Regions from separate parts of the Mus musculus genome. Here region 1 is linked to region 2. The links are chromatin contacts, found by Hi-C or POLR2A ChIA-PET in ENCODE. All regions are on one chromosome and are shown on one strand. The core of a region is the stretch at or near the end of the contact, and the rest is flanking DNA. Distances in the headings are between cores, read along the strand shown.

Evidence for each region. A loop is a pair of places that touch in the nucleus more often than their neighbours do. ChIA-PET counts read pairs that join two places held with the same protein, here RNA polymerase II (POLR2A).
Region 1: a loop to region 2 is called in a map of left cerebral cortex, with 2.9 times the contacts of the local background. The contact joins the promoter of 4933421O10Rik here to the promoter of Rragd in region 2. A Hi-C loop is called at or near these places in 2 of 37 maps with a recorded cell type or tissue (left cerebral cortex and v-Abl transformed pro-B cells). POLR2A ChIA-PET finds 5 or more read pairs at or near these places in 1 of 5 experiments (embryonic stem cell).

Annotation. Positions count from the first base shown.
Region 1 is chr4:33,026,681-33,034,339 of GRCm38, forward strand. 4933421O10Rik (RIKEN cDNA 4933421O10 gene) reads right to left here and starts at 4,643. Exons shown (of 2, transcript NR_036602.1): 1 at 4,177-4,643; 2 at 459-3,841. It overlaps Ube2j1 (ubiquitin-conjugating enzyme E2J 1), which reads left to right and starts at 4,700. Exons shown (of 8, transcript NM_019586.4): 1 at 4,700-4,936. The coding sequence starts at 4,906.
Region 2 is chr4:32,978,071-32,984,851 of GRCm38, forward strand. Rragd (Ras-related GTP binding D) reads left to right here and starts at 4,928. Exons shown (of 7, transcript NM_027491.2): 1 at 4,928-5,537. The coding sequence starts at 5,393.

The DNA of each region.
Region 1 (7,659 bases), core at 3,393-5,892, 48 kb after region 2:
AAAAAGTAAGAATAGTTTTATGTGCTGACTAGTTTAAAAATGTGAATAGTTTAAGTGCTTAAGGAATGTAACCTCCAAGGAGCACCGAAGTCTAAGGAACACCTCTTTTCAAGCTGTTGCAGTGTAGCATAAAACAACAGGGTTTCAGTCAGAAAGCTTGCACGTCACCTGAGGTCCTCATTCTTATGTGGGCCACTGAAACTTTAAGAACCTCTGAAATAGACTTCAAAGTATTGAAGCAAAAAAAAAAAAACAAAAAACAAAAATGTTAAGAGTTCGTCAATATGGCGGTGAGTGACAGAGGTAACACCATCCAGTCCGAATCTTACCCTGACTCCACCATGTGTCTGCTCAGGACTTTCCATAACCCTGACCATGACCCAGATGTTCATCTGTTGGTTGTTGTCTTAGTTAGGTTTTTACTGCCGTGAACAGACACCATGACCAAAGCAAGTCTTATAAAAAACAACATTTAATTGGGGCTGGCTTACAGATTCAGAGGTTCAGTCCATTATCATCAAGGTGGAAGCATGGCAGTATCCAGGCAGGCATGGCGCAGGCAGAGCTGAGAGATCTATGTCTTTATCCAAAGGCTGCTAGTGGAAGACTGACTTCCAGGCAACTAGGGTGAGGATCTTAAGCCCACACCCACAGTGACACACCTACTCCAACCAGGTCACACCTATTTCAACAAGGCCACACCTCCAAATGGTGCCACTCCCTGGCCCAAGAATATACAAACCATCACAGTTATATAGTCAAAACAAATGTGACTAGGTTCCCCTGACCTATACCTGATAACGATGCTATTGTGCTTTTTTTTCCTTAGAGATGTTGTAGCTTGAGCTTTAAGCTTTGGTGCCAAGAGTTTCTTTGGGGCAAGAGCCTATTCTTGGACACTTTAACTTTCTCATCTGGACTGTAACATACAGAAATCCCAGTGATATTACCGTATGCACACGGAACTCAGTCCATACCTGTACCCCTTGAAGTCATTCCGGGGTCGTGTGCCTGCTGCTGAGCACAGAAGGTCTGGGATAGCTGCTGTGTTCCCAGACACCGGGACCGATTGAGTCCATCTGGTTCTAGGAACTCAGTTCTGAAGGCCAGGGCTCCTGGGGAGCCTTAGGGTCTAAGAGGGCCAGGCCTCCTCCTGAGGAGCTCTTAGGTTTGGGTACTCCCTTGTCCTCTTACACTATATTGGGATACCAGTAGAGGACCTGGGATTCAGTGAGTGTTTGGGAGGCCTGGGTTTCTAATGGCTGGCTGGCCGAATTGTTGTGTGAGTGACTGGACAGATTCTGCCCAGAGAGTGGCATTTTTGTTATTAATGTCTCTGTCCCCTTTGGTTCTGTCTCAGGGCTGAACCAGAGAGAGCTAGTCTATTCTCTAGGTTCTTTGAATTAGTGATTAGAAGCCAACTTGGCGTGTGCACCTCACCTTTAAGGGAGAAACCCACTGCCCTTGTTAGGTGTTCTGTGAGTTGTACTGATTCCTTTCTGGGATTATACTCGTGGTTCCAGGAGCCTCCACCCTCTGATCCAGGAGCCTCCACCCTCTGATTCCATCTGTGTTTCATTTTGTCTAGACTCCCCTTCTGCTTCTCTCCTGTCACCCCAAGCTCTATGACACTCACTCTCCCCACTTGGCCCCTTTCCCAGCCTTCTTCTCTACTTCTCCCAGACTCTCTGACACTCAGAGTCTGATCTCAACCCTTCTTACCCCATTGCTCAGTTCCCATTTATGAGAGCCAGAACCTAGTTAATACCCGGTCCTCCTCCTAAAGTGCTCCCTGAGCCCTTAGGGCAGGCCATGTATGATAAGGTCTCAGACAACACAGAGACAAATAGCAACTTCTCAAACAAAGGGGAGTTTGTCAAACATCTGAGTTGTGCGAACAGGGTCAACCTCGTACTTATGGGACCTGCCATCCCCACTGGTATGGGACCTGCCATCCTGATAGCTACCCATTCTCCCCCTCTTAGGAGGAAAAGCTAATTCCATGGCTGAGTGGTAGTTAGCTAGTTCTGTAAAAAGAGAACGCCCTTCTCCTTGTTTTTAATTGAGGCAGGGTTTCTCTGTGTCGCCCTGGAACTTGATCTGTAGACTTTGTAGACCAGGTTGGCTCCAACTTCCGGGTACCGGGATTAAAGGCATATGCCATCACACCTGGCTCCCAAGAGTTCAGATAATGTAAGTCAGAGACTCTGCCACTGGGCTAGTCGGCTATGGATAGACTATGGACAGTCATCTAAATACTAAGTAAGAGGTGTCACCCCCTGGATCCACCAAATCCAGGTAAAGAAGACTTCCTGAGAAGGAAGAGGCCGGGACGCTAAAGGTCCACGCAGACCAGCCTTGCCTTCCAGAGACTTCAGGGACCAGCTTTCCGGCTCTGCTCTGGTTACAAAGCTAGAAGCCAGTGGGCACGCATTGGAAACTAAGGAATCCAAACAGAGACATCAAGCATTTGAAAAGTAACTAAAAGAAACACTAAAAGTAACAAGGAGTGAAATGACTAAAGTAACACCATTTTGTCCTGATCTTACTCGGGCTCCATTTTGTGTCTGCTTGAGCACTTTCCCAGCTCCTTCACCCTCCCCCCACCCCAACAACATTCACATCCGCCTTGGCAGCACATTTGGGACTTTCCATGGCTCAGATACATAACCAAAATATTTGCTGGTTGTATAGTCAAAACAAATGCAAACAAGCTCCCCTGACCCCGACGATGCGATGCCGTTGTGGTTTCTCTTTAGAAATGCTATACCCTGAGCAGAGAGAGTCTTTGGGGGCAAGAGCCTGCTCTTGGTTGCTGGCTTAATAAAGGACTGTAATTTGGCCTTATATATGTGTGGTGGTCTATAACGTCTCACCTGGACTGTAGCAGTAAAATATACCAAGAAGCTAAGAACCTGCACTGTACTCAAAATAAATAAGAGAACTTAAATGAACTGCTCAATTTCTTCAAGACTTCAATTTTCTTCAACCATTAAAATAATCTGTGTCACTGCCAACACTCATGAAGAGTAAATGAATTGATCAAGCATTCAACGTCCAGTAGAGCTTGTATCAGGATGTCAACGCTAAGGGGAAGGGGACCACATTCACAGGGCTTTGTCTAGAGAAACGGGGAACAACACATACAACACATGGGGATTGTAGCTCAAAGCTGTCAAGACTCTGAAGTGTTTTGAACTTCATCTTTTGTTATTTGCAGCATCGCCAGAAACTGGTTTAAGTTTGTTTTTTATTTTTTAAAGTTATCGTCAGGATTATTATAAAAAATAAGATGAAATTCTTCCAAATTTTAATTTGGGATGGAATCTTTTTGTTTGCTGAAAATTGTTACTTTCTTCTAGGAGGGAATTTGTTCTGAAGAAACAAAGTATTCTTTTGACAAACCTACATTTCTGGGAAAATTAATCTTTCCGACCCAGTTAACAGTCAAGCAATTAGTAACTTTTAGCATTTACTCCTTTTTTAAAAAAAAATCATATTTACCCTCTCTGTACATGTTTATATTTAGAAAAAAATTAAGAGTTGACTTTTCTCTTGCAGTGATTATAATTAAGCTTTGCCATGGGCCCATAACTCAATGCCGGATTTGTTGCTGTCTTTTACCTAAGGAAGAGCCCCCAAGGACGAGGTGATGTGGCTTCAAGAATAAAATAAAAGAGAAACATCCTTATCTCCATTGTTGGGAGGAAGAGGAGAGCCTCAGGGCAAAGTGCCTTCCGAGTCTGGCTGGCGGGCGGATGGGAACGACTACACCCCCTCGGCAGGCCTGGTCATGGGGCCGGTCGGAGCAGCGCAGGTTGCTGGATGCTAAATTTGAGGACTGAACACAAAGAATGAAAGCTTAATGGAGAAGCACATTGAAGCTCGGTTTTGCTTGCTTCTCTATTCTTCAGATTATCACCGTACTATTCAGAAAACATCGCCTTTAATGGCTTAGAAGATGCCACTTAAATCTTTTTTTTTTCCCTCCTCCTTCAGACGGCTGGGAAAAATTACTGACATTCCCACAAACACATTTGACAATGTTAAACAAGAACACTAATCTGTCTAATTGGTTAATCTTCATTCCACCTATAACCTTCTCTAATCTCCGCTGGCTCCCTCCCTTTTTTGAGGCCCTTTTATCTCGGTAAGCCGTCCGAACCAGAACCTTACTTTCTCTGTCCTCCATGATCCGAAAAGACAAACGCACCGCATCTCTTTCAGACCGACCTGTCCCATTTATGCGTTTTTATTAACATTCCAGGCGACCCCTTGGTTTTATTTCTGGGAGGTTCTGATGCACCCCGAAAAACGCTGCCTTAGCTAACCGCACCGCGGAGCTAGGGGCCACTCCCGTCCATCGCACCGAGGCCAACTGCGGGCTCGGAGAAGCGCACATCACGGCGCCGCAGTCCCAGGCCGCGCTCGCCCGCCCGCCGCTCCGGGCTGCGCCGTTCCTCCGAGCTCCCTGCGAGCTCCGCGGGAACCCCTGAAGGGCCCGCGGCGAGTCGGTCTCCCGGGCTGGGCCGAGGGGACGACGAGGGTGCCGCCCGTCTCCCCAGGGCTGCCGGGCGGGCGGGATTCGCGGGACCGCCGCTGCCGAGTGACCGACCGCCACGAAGCGCCCGCCACGTCAGGCCGACTTCACAGACCCGGCGCCGGCGGTGACGCAGCGGCGCGTCAGCCGGGACGTCAGTCCCGCAGGCCGTCCGCAGCCCGGCGCCCCGTTCGGCGACGCCCCGGCGCCCGGCCGGCCCTCAGGGAGGCGGACCCCGCGGCACGCACCTCGCCCGCGGTCGGGCTGGACTGGGCGGTGTCAGCGGAGGCCCTCGCTAGGCGCGTCCGCCGCGCGAGACCCGGGCAGCTGCGGCGCCGACGAGAGCGGCAGCGGGGACGTCCGCCATGGAGACCCGCTACAACCTGAAGAGCCCGGGTGAGCCGGGCTGGGGCGGCGGGCGGGCGGACGGGCGGGGGACCCGGGACTCAGAGCGCGGCGCCTCGGCCCGCTCGTGTCCGCCGGCCCTCGCGGCTGCTCCGGGCTCGCGCTTTACGCGAGGCCGCGGCCGGTCCGGGGGTGCAGGCCGCAGAGCGGGCGGCCGCTGCGGATCCCCCGATGCGCTGGCGCTCCTCCGCTCCTGGCCTCTTCCTCCCGGTGTCTGCGGAGCGAAGCAGGAGACAGCCGAGCCAAGGGCAGGTGCGAAGGCGACGACGGTCCGCACTACTGACCATCCCTGGCCGCATCTGCGTCCTTCGTGTCCCCTCCGCCTCTGCCGACGAACTTTTGTTAGGTGTTTGACTCACATTTGAAATATCCCATTTTTATTGTGGTTGAAATATCCAATTTCAGTATTTGGGGGAGAATTTATAGACGTAGAAAAAAAAAATATGTCCTGTAGCTAAACTAGTTGAGCTGTGCACTTGGGAATTAACCATGATTTGGGGGGGTTGATTGCTACTTTGAATTTCTTTCCTTCAGTTAATGCCCTCAGACAATCCTGGCCTCCAGTTATTTTCTGGTGCACTAAAAACAATGCCAAAAACAAAAAACAAAAAACCCATTATCAGTTGTCATATCTTTTAAGGCAGACGTAGCACAAATTACTGGAGCCTAAAAAATGTACTTTGATAATTTGTCAGGGGGAAAAAACTCCTCCCTGTTAGCTCTGAATAATAAGCCTCAGGGTATTGATGATCATTGAACTAGAACTCTCGTCACCGTTTGTTTTCTTTCCCACACTGCTTCTTAGTTTGGACTTAAGTCTGATATCTTTATGGGAAAGAGTTGGTATTGTGAATCTTTTTAAAAATATATATATATTTTAAATTTTTAGAATATATAAAGGAAAAGCCAGAGAATATTGGCTGAACAGAATGTTGTTAGCTTGAATGCTGATAAGTAAGTGGCCTTAGGGACCAGATGTAGAATTAGTCATTTCTACGGTGTTTGTTTAAAATTTGACCACGCCTGTGTAAGAATTATATGGCTGAATTTTAATGGGACATGTCTCTGTCTTCAGCCCATCACTTAAAACCTGAAGAGTTAAAAAAGGTCAGAGAAAGTAGAAATGCCTGGATTTTACCATTTTGATGCCAGAATGATTAAATTAGTTGGAATTTTGTTGTTGTTGTTTTGAGACAGTTTCTCTGTGTAGCTCTGGCTGTCCTGAAATTCACTCTGTAGACCAAGCTGGCCGAGATCCTCCTGCCCCTGCCTTCCCAGAACTGACATTAAAGGTGTTTGCCACCTAGCTAAATTTGTTGGACTTTTAAAATCAAACTGTGCAGTAAATTGTACAGTACTTAGTCACACCTAGAGCAGCAGAGGTCCTTAGGCAGATGTCCAGAGAATAATGCAGTGTGAAATGTTGTCAGGAAATTGTTCAATCTTTTTTTTTTTTTTAACAACTTCCTTTTATCTATCTTTTTATTTATGTGCATTTTTTTCCCTTGCATGTATGTCTGTGTGAGGATGTAAGATCCCCTGGAACTGGAGTTATAGACAGCTGTAAGCTACCATCTGGGTCAGTTTATAAGGTCTTCTGGAAGAGCTGGCAGTGCTCTTAACTTCTGAGACCTCACTTCAGCCCCAAATTTCTCCTTCTTGATAGGCTATTGTACCCAAGATTATGATAAAATTTAAGCAACTTTAGAAATTTAATACATTTCTAGATGGGTATGGTGATTTGTGCCTTTAATTCCTGCATTTGGGAGGTAGAGGTAGGCAGATCTCTGTGAGATCCAGTCTGATCTACTTAGTAAGTTAATAAATTTTGAAAGTAAGTTGGACTTCGGTTGACTCTTGTATCTGTTTACAAATTCTCTTCTCTAGGTGATGCTATTCTTTAAAAAGCTTTAAACTGTCTTCCCTGTTGATGTAGGTGATTTTGAGTTCGTAGAGAAGGTAGTTTCAATGAACTCTAGAAGTTGCCAAAGTGCCGAGAAGTCTGGTGATAATGCTTGCTTTGTTTTAGTCTCAAATCTTTGTTACTTGTAGATTACTGACTGTGAGAGGAAGTAATCGAAACATCTCATTTCCTGTCTGCTAGTGTTGGGTTATCTCAGAGATAAGGATGGGAAAATCTTGGAGGACACAATACAGACTATGGTTAACCGTTGTGTCCTGCATATGGTAACTTTGTTCCATCGTACCAGAAGCCTGGGAATTATCCTGTTCATCCTGTTGGTATCAACCGAAACTTCACACTAATCAGACTTTCCAGTGAACCCAGACCATATCAACTGGTCTGCATAGAATATGTGATTGAACATTTTTACAGATTTCCCACAGATCGAAAAGGTCTCTGTGAGTTGTAAAAACCAAATTCCTTGGTATCCCAACCTTCTTCAAACTCCTCTATTTCCCTCAGATATCCCATGGATTTATAGCATCCAGGGAGCTGCTGCCCTTCACGTGTTAGGCATCTGGTCTCCCACAGAGACACCTTTCACAGTGGTGCCAAGACAGTCTTCAGTCTTGGTCAGCTCCTTTACCTCTGCCCTGTGGTGAAGGTGTTACTGTGTCATCAAACAGATCCATTAAACAAACACTCACTAGATCTCTTCTCAAATTGACAGTGTTTGAGCAGCAATCATTTAGCAACAGTAAAGCTCAGAGTTAGGTTGGTTAGCTTGCTGGACAGGGCTGCTCAAGACTTA
Region 2 (6,781 bases), core at 3,678-6,177:
ATTAAGTTATTAAGGACTTAATTTCCCTTGACTTTTGTGTGACTGAGACAGAACAGAAAGATAAAATTATGGGGAGATGAGGAAACCCTTACCCCAGATTCTGATTATATATATATATATATATATATATATATATATATATATATATATATATATATATATCTTGTAACCAAGCTAGCTCAGTTTGTCAACAGGTTCTCCAGGGAGGAAGGAAGGAGGAGTAAAAAGAAAAAAGACAATTAGAAAATACTATAACATGACTCCAGACTGTTCTGAGGCTGAAGCAGGGTTATTTTCCCCCCAGTCTGTTTTTATACCATTTTAATTACATACATATAATAAGGTCAGTTCTAGTCAAGGAACAAACAAGGCAATAAACAAAGTCCCGTGATCACTGTTTCTAAGGGCTTATCAGGATGACCAATATATCTGAGCCTACTTCCCTGTCCTAGTCCAAAATTAGATTCCTGCCAGAGCTTACTTCCATGTCCTGGCCCACTGTCAAATTCCTGCCAAGTTTCTAGAAGCGGTCCCAAAAGCTCTCCACAAACTTGACTCAGAGCAGGGTCATGCTGATCATATCTATCTCCCATTCTGTTCTGTTCTGTACGTCCCGAGGTTTGTTAATCTTAAGAAATTCCACAAAGCTTTCCATAGGACCCATCAAATCAAAGGTCAATATGAACTGTTATGTCTAAAATATGTTATGTCAGAGCTGACCACTGGGCTGCACTTCCTCACTTCCTGCACTTGCATTGTGGTTTTTTTTTTTTTTTTTTTTTGTTTGTTTTGGTTTTGGTTTTTTCTTTATAAGCAGGCAGAGAAAGATGTTTGGTGGCATAGTTCAGATAATTCTGAGCTATATCCCTGGTCTGCCCTGTATTAGGGTGTGTGTTCAATAAACTACTCTTGCTTAACTGAGATCTGTGTTTGTGTGGTTTGTGTGGCAATTTAAGAACCTCAATAAGAAGCCAAAATTCCAACACAGTGTTTTCCATGAAGGTTGCTGGTGAAGAAATAATGTTCCTTTGTGCTAAAATAATAAGACTTAGGTAAGCTTGGATGTGTTTGAGGGCTGGTGGGAGGGAGGGTGGGGTGGGGCTCATTCCTTTTACTGGACAATGATGATAACTTTCTGTGGCCAGCTCTTGGAGCTGTTTCTAGGAATTTGGCAAGCATTTGTCATTAGGCTAGGACAAGGAACTAGACTCCAGAGTCTTACTATGTGGCTCTGGATATCCTGGAATGCACTATGTAGATCAGGCTGGCCTTGAACTCACAGAGATCCATCTGCCTCTGTCTCCCAAGTGCTGGGACTAAAGGTATGAGCTACTAAGCCTAATCTCTAGTTTTCTCTTAATCTTTATGGTTAATATTGGTGTTCAGGCTAGGCTTGGTGATGATGCATGACTATAATTTCACCACTTCAGAAACAGAGGTAGGCCAACATCTTCTACATAGAGAGTTCCAGGCCAGCCAGGATGACACAGTGAGACCCTGTTTCAAAAAACAAAACAAAAAAATCCCAACAACAGCAACAAACAAACAAACAAACAAAAATGTTGTGGGGTTAGCCACCATAAAAGACTGCTCAGGCATGGGTTTAAGCCACTACAAAGTCTTTATTAGTTGGCCAGTGACTATAATGGGTATTCAGGATTCCATTGTAGCTAGCTCTGAGCCTTTTTCAGGAGGAGCTTTTAAGCATAAAAACATGTCCTGGGTTGACATACTTCAGTTTACAAGAACAATTAGCCAGAAGAAGAGCTACAGAAGCCAGAAAGCAAGATTAGTGATGGGTAAAAAGAAGAAATTTAAAAGGAAGGACATGACTGCTCCTAGGTATGGTGGAGGAGAAGGTTTATTGTAGATGAAAGGAAGACCACAGCCAGAGGCAGAGGCATCTGGGAGAGTCCAGAGCAACCATGATCCTGAACCAGGCCATGCTTGGAAGAGAGGTAGGAGGGGCAGGGAAAAGCCAGGAGGCTAAGAGGCCAGGAGGGTAAAAGGTAAAAGATACAAGGGTCAGCATAACCAAAATGGCTGGATTGTTTAGGAAAGAGCCACTGGGGGAAGGGCAGCACAGGCCTGATCCTGGGTTAGAGACGGTTAGGCTAGGGGGTAGGGCACGGCAGCTATACCCTACAATAGGTAGGGGCTGAGGGATGCAGGGAGAACCTGGCAGCCAGGATGTGCTTTGACATGTTAATAAGCACTTTGGTTAGCTGTTTGTCCAGGGTTTGAGACCTAACAAGAACACTTAAGAGACTTTCCCAGAACTATTTGATGGATTAGGTTTTTTTTTTGTTTTTTTTTTTTTTTGTTTTGTTTTGACAGGTGTTGTTGTCTACATGCTGAGCGCTACAAGGTCTGAGGGCCCTGCTACAAAAAAGATATTCTGTATCTAAAGGCTGGTTGTTGTGGTGTGCATGTTTAGTCTTGGCGGATCTCTGATCTCTTGGGTTTGAGGACAACCTGGTCTAGATAGCAAGTTAGGGATGTATAGGTGAGACTCTGCTTCTTGTCCTTCCCTAACTCTCCTTCCTATCTGATTGATAGTCCTGTAATTCTTTTCTGCTTTAAAGCCATGACCATGGTTTGACCTGAGCCAAAGTCCCTAAAAGACTAGAGGTCTTTTAGATGCTCCCCAGGTTGCTGAGATCTGCCTATCTCCCTAACATAAGACATGGTTGTTGATCCACTTTATTCTCAAGAATGACCGATTCTCAGACAAATCATGGCATTTTGATCTGTTGCTGGGATTCCCATTGAAGGCTCTCTTCTTGGTGCTGGAGAGATGGCTCGGTGGTTAAGAGTACTGACTACTCTTTCACAGGACCTTAGCTCCGTTTCCAGTGCCTAACCTGGTGTTAGCTAACAATCATCTATGACTCCAGTTCCAGAGGATTCGACACTCTCTTCTGGTCTCTGTGGGAACTGCATTCAGGGGGTACACATACACGTAGGCAAAAACAATCACACGAATCCAATACATATATACATACATGGATATATACACACATAGTAACTCTCTCCTTGATGTTAGAGAATCACCAGACATTTTCATCTTTTCTGTGTGTGAGGGTGTTGAGTTGTGAACTGTCCTCTCTGGAAGACCCCCTCTGGGTTCACCAGACATCCTTGCTCAGTAGTCATGTTTGAATCTGAGCTGTTGCTAGGCAGCCATCTCCTGGTGTCCCAAGGACCTCTCTGATGCTTGAAATAGGCCAGTTTAGAGACCTCCCCACAGACTAGCAAGCTGGCTTTGGGACAGCCGCAAAGCCTTACAGCTACTCTGGGGAAATGTCCCTTCCTCCCCAGGCCGCTTCCTGCAGAGATTCAAGGATTTCAAGCTGCCCTCAATCTCATTAAGTTGCTGCTGCCCAGCACATGGGGTTTGACAAGGCGCTGGAGAGACAAAAACTACCAACCGGATGAGCCACAAAGCCCACTCTCTTCGCTATAGAAGTAAAATCGCCAGTGAGAAATGAGTTCTGAGAGCACCTGAGAGTCATGGCTCATTTGAAACGTCTACCAACTCTGTGGTAAAGGTGTTCTCATGAGGGTCAGAAAAGGCTGCTTCCTTCCGGTGGGGAGAGTAACGAGAGTCGGCTTTCTCCATCCACCCTTTGGCCTCCACTTGGTTTCAGTCTTCCTTTGCCCACGGGTTTCTGGGTGTGTTGGACCAATGGCAGTCATTCCCAGGAGACCACACAGAGATAGGAAGAAGGAAAGCAGCCAGGGCCCTCTTCTGTTATCTGCTTGGCCAGAGGGTGGGGAGGGTGGGGGCGGGGATGTGGGGTGGTGTGGGGGTGCTGCTACCTGGCTGCTCTACAGAACTGGCTCCCTTCACTTCCTCCCACTAAATTTGGAGGTGGTGTGAGCTTCCCACCTGATAATCTTTGACTGTACTCCCTAAATTCTGCTGCTTATATATCTGCAAAACTGTTTCTTCGCTCAAAAGCCTTTTTCAGTTCACATCTTTGTATGTGGCATAGGAACGACCTTGACCATGCAGACAAGAGTTCTACTGCCTCTCCTTGGAGAAGCTTTCCTGTTGAAAGCAGCCACCCAGTTAGAAGAAATCCAGGACATGCGTCACGGATTAGTAACCCTATTCCTACCCAGATTTTTCCGAGGACCCCTAGGAAGCCCTGTCCCGGGCCGCAAGTGTCCAGGCTGAGCTGCCTTTCTCCCCACCTGCTGAGCTGCTGGCACCTGCAGGATCCGGATCACCTTGCTGGCCCGCTGTTTAACTGAAGGAAGTTTATGCACGTGACTTTCTCCTCTCTCTCTCTCTCTCTCTCTCTCTCTCTCTCTCTCTCTCTCTCTCTCTCTCCCTCTCTCTCTCTCCCTCTCTCTCTCCCTCTCCCCCTCCCTCCCTCCCTCCTCTTCTCTCCCTCACCCCCCACCCCAGAAAAGGGTGCTCACACTGTGCTGAGCAGCTGGCGAAGGAGGAGAGCACCTCCTCATCCCACATCGCTTCTATTCCAATCTGAGAGCTGCCCCTCACCTCCCACAAAAGCCCTAAAACACGTGGGACTACACCAATGAGACAATAGCAGTTGGGGCATAAGAAGCCCCGAGGGCGTTATACACTTTAGGTTTTCCCGAAGGTTGCAAAGGAATCATTTAGTATAGCATGTTTATATATAAATCACGAGACATGTGACTTCTCCGGAAACATGTCTACGTAGACCACAGTTTGGAGTATTCTTGCTGGGAAATCCTTTGAACTAAAAGGCACTTTAGGAGGCAGCTGCTATGGAAACTACCCCACCACTGTGCACTTCTCCCAGCTCCCGCAGGCTGGAGTGGCGGTGGGGGTGGGGCCTGAGTACCGCACAGTTGAGGGGCAGCCTAGTGGGGGTGGGGTAGACTGGGGTGGGGTGGAGGTGGGTGGGGTGGAGGTGGGTAGGGTGTGGGTAGAAAGCCTGAAGACCGCAGCACAAGCCAGGGGCACTGCAGAAAGCAGGCGGCAGGGTCCGGGTGGTCCCCGGGCCACGCTTGCAGAGAAAGCGAGCAGAAGTCCCCGAGGGCGGTGGCCAGTGCGCTCTGGACACCCGAATTCTCTCTAGGGGGAGAACGTGTGTGGCCGAGCAAGCGGTGGCTGCGGCCGGCGAGCGCGCGCCCGGTGGTGCTGCGTGTGTGTGTGTGTGTGTGTGTGTGTGTGTGTGTGTGTGTGTGTGTGTGACAAGCGTCAGGTGACTCGGGTCACGCAGTCACTCCCTCGCGCTCCCGGGGAGAACTGCCGCGCTCCGGCTGGCTTCTCGGGCAGCAGCGGCAGGGAGGGGGCTGGGCTCCACTGCCACCCCCTTGCTCACCAGGCGCGGCCCCAGGGCGCTGCGGGCCACTCGGCCCACGCGGGACCTTGGAGGCAAGCGTGGGCGTGATGAGCCAAGTGCTGGGCAAGCCGCAGCCGCAGGGTGAGGACGGCGGCGAGGACGAGGAGGAGGATGAGCTGGTGGGGCTGGCGGGCTACGAGGATGGGCCCGAGTCCTCGGACGCCGAGCTGGACAGCGGGCCGGAGGAGGGAGGTGAGCCAACCGGCCGAGCGCTCGCGGTCCCCGCCCTGGGAGCGATGTGTGTGTGTGTGTTGGGGGTGGGGGGGATGCGGGACGCGCGGGTCCGGGGCGCTGCGGTGGGGGAGGGGAGCGGCCGGGCTGCAGACGGCGGCGGGGAGCAGGGTCGGATGTCGAGCTAAAAGAAGCAGCTGGCGGCAGCGTGCCGGCTGGGTCGCCCACAGCTGCGCGTGTCATTCTTCCCCGCCGTGGCCGCGGGAGGGTCTGCGGCGTGGGACCGGGGCGCTGGGGCGGGGCCCGCGCTGCAGGTGGTATCCGCGTCTCCCGGGAGACCGCGGGGTTCTAGGTCCCCAGACACCCTGAATGCATCTCGTGTCGCACCCGGGGGTGGGCGCCTGGCGAGCAATCCTTGGCCGCTGAAGCCAACTGTTTGTTGTTGCCGAAGGAGCTGAAGTTAGCCTTTCGGATTGGGGGCTGCTTGCATTTCATTCCCGGGACACAACAAAGAAGTTGAGTTTAGGATTCCAGAATGTTTTTCTTTAATTTAAAAAAATTTTTTTTCCCCACAAAAGCGGAAGGTCACTTTAAAAGGTCAGTTGAACGGGGCTGTTAACGTTCTCCGAGTTGTAAATATCCCAGAGAAAGGATTAATCTCTTTAGTGTCTCACACTAAAGAAACCGAGGAATGAAAGTACCCGTGACAGGAGTTTTAAGAACTTTTATTGAGAATCTATCGAACGGAACTTAAAATTCTCTCTACAAAGCCTTTCTCGGAAGACAGTTTTGATTTTGCGTCTGGCAGGTACTTCAGTGAATCAGAAAGGGAATACAGTTAACTAAGACTTAAGTCTGGCAGATGAAAAACAGCTTTTCAAGTCGCCTCATTTCCTGGCTTTTCTCCAGAGAGGACTAGTGCTGGCTCCCCGTTATTTAAACTTGTGTGTGCACCTCTGCGCTCCACTCATCCGCACTTCCCTTAATTAGTCCCACGGTCGATCGTTCAGCCACTTTTTTTTTTTCCCAAAAAAATTAAATTGCTCAGGTACTTTACTATTATATAGCATTTGGTAGATCCGCCCAGGGAAAGGCTGAGTGGGATTGTATTGGCAAGGCATTTGCAAAGATAGGTGCACAGTAGCTCCCTATTGTGGTAGTTTAAAGAGAGAAAGAAGATCCTATTCTAGAGGGGAAAGCCAGTTATTTGATACTGTCCTGGGGGCCAGAGAGTTTGCAAGGAAGGGGCAGAACCTATTTTCTGT